Linked DNA regions of Homo sapiens: region 1 is linked to region 2. The links are chromatin contacts, found by Hi-C or POLR2A ChIA-PET in ENCODE. All regions are on one chromosome and are shown on one strand. The core of a region is the stretch at or near the end of the contact, and the rest is flanking DNA. Distances in the headings are between cores, read along the strand shown. Region 1 overlaps PDLIM1 (PDZ and LIM domain 1). Region 2 overlaps ACSM6 (acyl-CoA synthetase medium chain family member 6).

What was found. A loop is a pair of places that touch in the nucleus more often than their neighbours do. ChIA-PET counts read pairs that join two places held with the same protein, here RNA polymerase II (POLR2A). Pooled maps may share reads with other maps.
Region 1: a map of PC-9 shows a loop between it and region 2 (6-fold over the local background). The contact joins two enhancer-like sites. A Hi-C loop is called at or near these places in 3 of 168 maps with a recorded cell type or tissue (PC-9, mammary epithelial cell and tibial artery) and 4 of 50 pooled maps. POLR2A ChIA-PET finds 5 or more read pairs at or near these places in 7 of 52 experiments (AG04450, BJ, H1 and 3 more).

The regions. Positions count from the first base shown.
Region 1 is chr10:95,262,118-95,266,643 of GRCh38, forward strand. PDLIM1 (PDZ and LIM domain 1) reads right to left here. Exons shown (of 7, transcript NM_020992.4): 4 at 1,747-1,946. Among named protein-coding and RNA genes, the nearest start is that of PDLIM1, 27 kb to the right of the region's middle. RefSeq lists an enhancer at 2,193-2,968. Within about 2 kb of position 2,179, at least 4 of the 41 ENCODE cell types and tissues checked have a DNase peak (open chromatin) inside an H3K27ac peak, as active enhancers do; they include PC-9, where a contact is called at or near this core.
Region 2 is chr10:95,219,783-95,224,327 of GRCh38, forward strand. It overlaps ACSM6 (acyl-CoA synthetase medium chain family member 6), which reads left to right. Exons shown (of 11, transcript NM_207321.3): 9 at 109-189. The region is part of intron 3 of LOC107984257 (a long non-coding RNA gene); the gene reads right to left. Among named protein-coding and RNA genes, the nearest start is that of ACSM6, 28 kb to the left of the region's middle. Within about 2 kb of position 1,474, at least 2 of the 41 ENCODE cell types and tissues checked have a DNase peak (open chromatin) inside an H3K27ac peak, as active enhancers do; they include PC-9, where a contact is called at or near this core.

The DNA.
Region 1 (4,526 bases), core at 929-3,428, 43 kb after region 2:
GAGGGGAGGGGTGACTATATGCAAGGAATGCCCAAGGAGCCCTTGAGAGGTGTTGCTACAACAGCCCTTTCCAAACATTTAAGTAGTTTGGAACCTCTAGTATCTTAACCTCTCTCAACCTGCATTTGAAGCCATTGGTTTGCAATTTAATTACCCTAAGAGTTGAGCAGGTTCTTGTTAAAGGTGAATTGGGGAGAAACTGAATGGCAAAGCGGGCTTCAGAGGCAATACAAAAATTGATGATTCCAAGTGAGAAAGGTTCTCAGAGCTAAGGCAAGTTTGGACCACACAGTGTTTTCCAACAAAATTTAAATGTCACCAATAATTAAAAATCAGGAGATTTCCGAAAAAAAGAGGCTTTCCAACTTCTGTTTTAATGGAAATAATTAGCAGAAATGAGACCTGCATGAGGCACGTGGCTGGAGCCAAGGAGCAGCGTCCCCTCCGGACCAGGAATGCACGCTCCAGCTGCCACCCCCACCCCCACCCAGCACCCTTGTTTACTCAGAGCTCTGCCTCAGTTCCTCATCCTGCCTGCCACTTTTGGGTATTTGAGTGGGCAATTCCTAACCTAGTCCACCCACTTTACACCTACAGAGAATTGGCCCCATCTTTAACCCATCCTCAAACCCAGTTCCTTTGCTGGGATTCCCAGTGTTTCTGGATTCATCCTCAAAGAGCCTGAGATGGAGCAGACACTGGGCCCCTCTGCTGGCAAGATCCAGGAGACTCCAATAAAGACTCAAAGGGCTTGGTGGCTCATGCCTGTAATCCCGGAAATTTGGGAGTCTGAGGTGGGAGGATCACTTGGGCCCAGGAGTTCGAGACCAGCCTGGGCAACACAGTGAGACCCCAATCTCTACAAAAAAAAGTAAAACTTAGCCAAGTGTGGTGGCACACACCTGTAGTACCAGCTACTCAGGAGGCTGAGGTGGGAGGATCACTTGAACCCAGGAGGTCGAGGCTGCAGTGAGCTGTGATCAAACCACTGTACTCCAGCCTGGGTGACAGAGCGAAAGCTTGTCTCAAAAAAAAAAAAAAAAGACTCAAAGGCAGCTGCAGCCAGATGATCTGTGACAGAAGAGGACATGCCTCCTCAGTCCCCAGCAAGGCACTTCCTCAGACACCTCTCCCCTTTCCACCTGCAGCCCTACCTCTCCCCCAGTTAAGCCTGCCTCTGTCCCCAGATCAGAACCTATTCCTAGGACAAGCATTTATATCCTCAGGGACCTCTCTTCTTTCATGACCTCTGGTCCACTCTAGGGAAAAAGCAAACACTGCTTCACCAAAACTATGCAGCATGAAGTATTTCTCCCTTGCTTAGTTCAGATGGTGGACATAAGCACAGGCTACTCTAGATTCCCTCAAACACTCCCCGACTAATAATACTGAAGAATTTCTCGGGAAGCAGCAGGCCTGTCAAGGAAGGACTATGTTCAATTAGAAGATGATGACCACAGAAATCAAAACACAAATAAAAACAGTTCTGGAGGATTAAGTGATTTGTTTGTGCTTAACACAATGCTGGGCATTTTACGTATTAATTCTTACTTTTACAGACACCCTATAAAGCAGGAGGTATTGTCCCCTTTGTGTAGATGAAGAAAATGAACACAGAAGTGTTCTGCTAATGTAGTCATTTTTCTCCCTGGAGTAGTGGCTCTTGCACCTGCCTGGGCAGCCCTGGTCCTGATGTGAAAAGCCCCTCCCAGGAGCGGCTCAGAGGAGGACTCCTGGGCTACTTACGGTCTGCTGTTCGCCTCCACCCCGCTGGCAGCAGTCTTTGACTCCAGGGCATTGTTGAAGTTGGAGATATTTTCAGAAGAGTAGAGGCCAGCTGGGTTGTTGTACTGGTTTGTGATGACCCTGGCAGTAGTGCTGGAGGCAGGCGAGGCGGTAAAGGGCATGGCACTTCGGTTGTGGGCGCTTCCTATGTGCAGGACCTCCTGCAGGCAGGGATCAGAGGAGAAATCAAGGGGGGCATCCAATGCAAACCCCTTGATGGGCAGTGCAGGCTGAGCGCCAGGGAGAGGTGTTCCAGCTGCTAAGATGGCCCTAGTTCAACCCAAACTTTAGCTGAGGGACACTGACACACCCACTGAGACACACGGGCAATGACTGGGGAAGTTTCCCACAATGGGCACCTGTGCGAGTTCACACCCCCTGAATCATCTCTACCTTCTGATTCTTCCTTGAGGCCCAGCAAAGCCTGCCCTCTAAGGCACCCTCGGGCAGGACAGCCCTTGATGCTTTGGGCTGTAAGATTCAAGTCAGAGCTAAAACACGCTTTCAGGGCACATACCAAAGAGATTAAAGCACTAGGTGAAGAGAAATATGCAGTCACTTTGGTCAGTGCAAAAGCAGGAGATGATAAAAGGTGGAGATAAATTCTCCATAAGTGAGCAAGTTAGACAAGCAAGGTAAGAGGGTGTGGTGTCACAGGGGAAGCAGCTGCTGACTAGGCAGAGATGGTCTCAGTCTCCTGCAGAGCAAGGGTAAAGGAAATTAAGGATCTATTGTTTCTTCTGGGAGAAAGACAAGGCTAATCAGATAGAAGGTCGGGGATACCTGTTACAGGGGCGGTACCCAGCAGAGCTGCAGAAAAGGACTTTTGAGTTCCTTGTGTTCTCATTCCCCTCTTTCTGTAATTTGAGAAAGTTCCCTCCACCCCCACCCTAGACTTGTTAAGAGTCAGGTGAATAATTACTACAGCTACAACATCTCAGAGCTCCTTTACAAACCCGCAAAGCCACTTTGGAAATTAACATTCCTGTTTTCTAAAACTACAGCTTTTCTACTTTTTCTTTCCCTCCTGCCAGCATCACAGCTTTTCTGATAGCCCAATCAGCAAGGTCCTTTCTATATGGGTGTCTGGACAACCCATGGCTTCTAGGTGATGCATGCTCTGTGCAGCCAGCTGAACTCAAAATGTGTCTTAGTGTCTGTGTTTTCCAGAAAAATCTTCCTGAACTCTAGTCTCTTTCTTAAAACACCCAGGCCCAGAACAGCTGCCTCCAAAAGAGTTCCTGTCATCTGTTGCACTTCCTTTTTTCTCTCCTTTTTTGTTAAATATTCAAGTCTTTTATGCTTTCTTAAAAAAAAAAAATCATGAAAACTAAAAGCTTTATTGAGTACCTAATTTAAAATAAAAGAAAACAACCTGAAAATATTTTTATGTTTAAGACTTCTCTTTTGGGCCGAGCGTGGTGGCTCACGCCTGTAATCCCAGCACTTTGGGAGGCCGAGGCGGGCGGATCACCTGAGGTCCGGAGTTCAAGACCAGCCTGACCAACATGGAGAAACCTCATCTCTACTAAAAATACAAAAATTAGCCAGACATGGTGGCGCATGCCTGTAATCCCAGCTACTCGGGAGGCTGAGGCAGGAGAATCTCTTGAACCCAGGAGGCAGAGGTTGCGGTGAGCCGAGATTGTACCATTGCACCCCAGCCTGGGCAACGAGAGTGGAACTCTGTCAAAAAAAAAAAAAAAAAAAAAAAAAAAGATTTCTCTTTTGGCTGGGTGCAGTGGCTCACGCCTGTAATCCCAACACTTTGGGAGTCCAAATCAGGAGGATTGCTTGAGCCTAGGAGTTCGAAACCAGCCTGGGCAACATAGTAAGACCCCATCCGTAAAAAAAAGTTAGACAGTCAAGTAGCCTGTAGTCCCAGCTACTTGAGAGGGCTGAGGCAGGAGGATCATGTAAGCCCATGAGATGGAGGATGCAGTGTGCCATATCGTGCCACTGCACATCAGCCTGGGTGACAGAGCTAGACTCTCATCCCTAAAAAAACAAAACAGGCCAGGCACGGTGGCTCATTCCTGTAATCGCAGCACTTTGGAAAGCCAACGCAAGAGGATCACCTGAGTTCAGGAATTCAAGACCAGCCTGGCCAACATGGTGAAACCTCGTTTCTACTAAAATATAAAAATTAGCTAGGCGTGGTGGCACCTGCCTGTAATCCCAGCTACTCAGAGGCTGAGGCAAGAAAATCACTTGAACTCAGGAGGCAGAGGTTGCAGTGAGCCAAGACTGCACCATTGCACTCCAGCCTGGGTGACAGAGCAAGACTCCATCTCACAAATAAAAAATAAAAATAAATAACAAAAAATAAAAAACAACACAAAACTTCAGCAGTTATCAAAGAGTAGTTAAGTAAATTTTATGGCACAGCTACCCAAATAAATAATATATAGTAATTAAAGGCTATGGTCATGAAGACAGAGATTTACAGATGGGTGGCCTGGTACCCTTGCCTACATGTGCCGCAGCCAGGATGGTCATTCTTTCTTCTTCTCTCCATCACCATGGCAATTCCTAGGAGCAGCAGAGGATGCAGAGCCCCAAGGAAGGGTCTTTATTTTTCCGCCTTGGCTCAATTTTTCCCTGCAATTTCCTGTTTGGCAAGGAATACCCCTCTAAGCCCATTTTTCATCTTTAAAATGAAGAAGATAAAGCCTTCTTTACAAGGATTTGTGTGAGTTACTAGAGTGTCAAGTACAGTGCCTGGCTCGTGGCACATATTC
Region 2 (4,545 bases), core at 224-2,723:
GTAATGTTGTTCTGTTAGGAGGCACATAATGTCTGGTTATGATCAATAACTAGATCCATTAATTTATTGCTTTTTTAAAGAAAAACTTGTCTGCATTTCTTTGAACAGGGTCTACTCTGTGCCACTTCCAAAACAATAAAATTGAAGCCAAGCTCTCTGGGGAAGCCATTGCCACCTTATATTGTCCAGGTAGGAGATCATAGTAATGATTATGACAGATATTATTAAGTGAGCTCTTACAGTTGTTTATCTAAATTTCTGACATAAAGGTAGGCAATGAGGAAAGTCCACCATTCTCTAAATTCACCCCAAGGATAATCTCACATTATTGCTTTTATTTCCACCTCAATATCCTTTTGGAATACAAAGCCCAGACACAGGAATGAGGGAAGGAGATGCTGACAATTTTGCAGAATATCCCTTTAATGTAGTTCAAGTTTCAAATATGGAGAAATCGAATAAAAAAAATTGCTATTAAAAAGATATGTGCAAAATAAAGACAACTATTTTGAATGCACCATAATAAGCATTCTGTACTTGAACTAAAAATATACTAAAGTGGGAAGTCTAAGCCACTAGTCAGCTGCTCGGGTGTCGATTATTATAAATACTGTAATGTGATTCCCAAATGATGTAGCTGAATTCACAGTATGGGCATAGGAAGCAATACTAAGATGGTAGGGCAAATGCTGTGTCTAGGATTTTATTACATAAAAGCAGACTCAAATTAGCAGCACTTATGAAATTACCATTATTCATTTTAAGATAGTCCTTTGCTTTCACGCCTATCTCGCCTTTTTTTAACATTGGTCAAAAGGAAATAGTAAGTTCTCAACCTGAATGAAACAAATATTAGTATTTACTTTAACTATTGTATCATTCTGAAATTGACCCAATTTTGTTAAAGATAATGTTTACTGTAGAGTTCTATTTTTTGTTTTTTGTTTGCCTATCCAGTTTCACTACATATTATTTAACAGGATGTGGAAGTTAACCTAATACATTGAGGTTTATATGTTTGTTTTTTCCAGTAATCATGAATAGGTACTACATTATATTAAATGTGTTTTCTGATCCTATTAAAAAGGTAAAATAGTTTTTCTCTATTAATAGAGTTAATTAAAAATATTTTCAAATGTTAAATTTTCGTTGCATTTCTTTCTTTTTATTTTCTTGGATTTAATTTCTTAATTTTTATTTGTTTGGGCCTTTGCATTTAGAGACATGAATAAAATGAGCATGTAATTTTCCTCTCAAAAAATAAGAAAAAATTAAAATGTTCCTTGCATACTAAAGTATAAACAAAAATGAAATAAATGAAATTGAAAAATAAAATGTTCCTTAGGATTTTCTTAGAAAAAAAATCTTCCTACAAAATCAACAAACCTTAGAACTAAGAAAAACAAATGAGAAAAATACACAAAGAAATAAAATCAGAAGTGAAAGAGGAGAAACTCCAACTCATGCCATAGAAATGTGAAGAATCCCTATAGAATCCCTATGAATAATTATATGTCAACAAAGCCAGGTGTGGTGGTGCATGCCTGAAATCCCAGCACTTTCGGAGGCCGAGGCCAGTGGATCACTTGAGGTCAAGAGTTCAAGACCATCCTGGCCAACATGGTGAAACCCCGTCTTTACAAAAATACAAAAATTAGCCGGGTGTGATGGCAGATGCCTGTAATCTCAGCTACTCAGCAGGCTGAGGCAGGAGAATCCCTTGAACTCAGCAGGCGGGGGTTGCAGGGAGCCAAGATCATGCCACTGCACTCCAGCCTGGGTGACAAGAGCAAAACTCCATCTCAAAAAAAAAGAAAGGAAAAAAATTATATGTCAACAAAATAGACCACTTAGAAAAAATGGATAAAGTCCTAAAAACATACAACCTACCAAGACTGAATCATAAAGAATTAAAAAGTCAGAACATACCAATAACTAACAAAGAGATTAAATTAGTAATCAAAAACCTTCCAACAAAGAAAAGCCCAGCACCAAATGCCTTCACAGATGCATTCTACCAGAATGAGGGACAAAGATGACATGATAATCTCAAAAGACACAGCAAAAGCATTCCACAAGATTCAACACCTTTTGATGATAAAAATTCTCAAGAAATTGGGTAGAGAAGGAACTTACCTCAACACAATAAAGGCCATATATAAAAAGCACATAGCTAACTAACATCATACTCAATGGTCAAAAACTGAAAGCTTTTCTCTCATATCTGGAACAAGGAAATGATACACATTCTCACCACTTCTATCCAACATAGTATTATAATTCCTAGCCAGAGTAAGTAGAAAATAAAAGGAAAAAAGAAGTATTCAAATCAGAAAGGAAGAAGTAAGATTATCTCTGTTTGCAGATTACATGATCTTATAGATGTGCAGAAAATTATATTTCTACATATGGTATAAAGAAAAGTCTAAAGATTAACCAAAAAAATTAGGATAAACAAATTTAACAAAGTTTCAGGATACAAGATCAATACACAAAAATCAGTTGTGTTTCTATACACTACAATAAATTATCAAAAAGGAAATTAAGAAAACAATCTTGGCTGGGCAAGGTGGCTTACACCCGTAATCCCAGCACTTTGGGAGGCCAAGGTGGGCAGATCACTTGAGGCCAGGAGTTCGAGACCAGCCTGGCCAACATGGCAAAACCCCATCTCTACTAAAAATAAAAAAATTAGCCAGGCATGGTGGCATATGACTGTAATCCCAGCTACTCAGGAGGCTGAGGCAGGAGAATCACTTGAACGCGGGAGGTGCAGGTTGTAGTGAGCAGAGATCACACCACTGCACTCCAGCCTGGGTGACACAGCAAGATCTGTCTCAAAAAAAAAAAAAAAAAGTCTAACTCATAGATCTGGAAAGTGAATTGGTGGTTGCCAGGAGCTGGTGGAGAGGAGAAAACAGGAAGGTATCCACCAAGGGGTACAAAATTTCAGCTACACAGACAGTAACTACTAGAGATCTACTGTACAGCATAATGCCAACAGTTAACAACACTGTATTACATACTTAAAATCTTGCTAAGGAGATATATTAAGTGTTCTTATTACCAAAATAATAATAATAATAAGAGGGTGGGAGGAAACTTTTGAAGGTGATGAATAGGTTTATGGCATAGATTGTGGTGACAGTTCCATGGGTGTTTACTTATCTTCAAACTCATCAAGTTGTATACATTAAATATGTATAGCTTTTTGCATGTCAACTATACCTCATTAGAGGGTTTATTTTTTTAATTCAGGTGAGAAAGGAGAAGAGGACCCACACAAAGGGGGAAGATGAAAGAGATATTTTTTAATTTGTCAAATGAAGTATAACTTCATTCCTTACACTCCCTATCCAAAACACGCACACATACAGACACACACACACACACACACACACACACACACTTCCCACAAAGAAAAACAGGCCCAAATGGCTTTGCGGTGAATTCTATCTAACATTTAAGGAAGCATTAACATTAATCCTTCACAAACTCTCCCCAAAAACATATAACACCAGGATTTTGGAGGCTGTGTCTCAAAATGGGGTCATAGTATGAGCCAGGATCATCCTGATACCAAAACCAAAGACATCACAAGAAAAGAAAACCATAAATTAATATTTCTGATTACTATAGGTGCCAAAAAATCTCAACAAAATACCAGCCAACCTAACAAGGAACATATAAATGGATTATATACCATAACCAAGTGGAATTATTCCAGAAATACAAAGTTGGTTCAAACTATAAAAACCAATTAATACACCATAAAACAAAGTACACAAATCACATGATCATCTCAACAGACACAGAAAAATCATTGACAAAATCTAACACCAACACCTATTTATGGTAACAACCCTCAACAAACTAGCAATGAAAGGGAGCTTTCTCAACCTGACAAAGAGCATACAGAAACCCCATAGCTCACATCAGACTCAACAGTAAAAAACTGAAAGTGCTCCCACTGAGATCAGGACTTATGAGAATATTCACTCTTCATAGAGGTTCTATCCAGAGCAATCAGGCAAGAAAAAGAAATAGCATCCCAATTGGAAAAGAAGAAATAAAACTATCTCTATTCAACATGACATGACCATGTATATAGAAAATCCTAAGGAATACACACACACTATTAGAGCTAAAAATTGAGGTCATCAAAGTTGCAGGAAATAAGATCAATATACAAAAAATTATTAATAGTATTTCTACATAGTATCAATAAACAATCAAAAAATAAAATTAATAGAACAATCTCATTGAAAATAAAATTTTTTAAATCTCATTTAAAAATGTATTCTCTAGATAATTCATCTAATTTACTAGACTTAGTACTAAATGCCACTTCTTTTCCCAAAGTCTAAAGTTCGTCATCAAAGTATAAAGATGTATTATCCCTGAAGACCTCTGATCCTTAGGGCTGGTAGTTTCCATAGAAAAGTTTCCAAGTATTCAGCAAGGATAATAAATTCAAAATGAGTACGCATATTGCTTTCCAAGGTGACAATTTGGAAGGTTGTAGCCCTCAAAATTGAGCTAGCA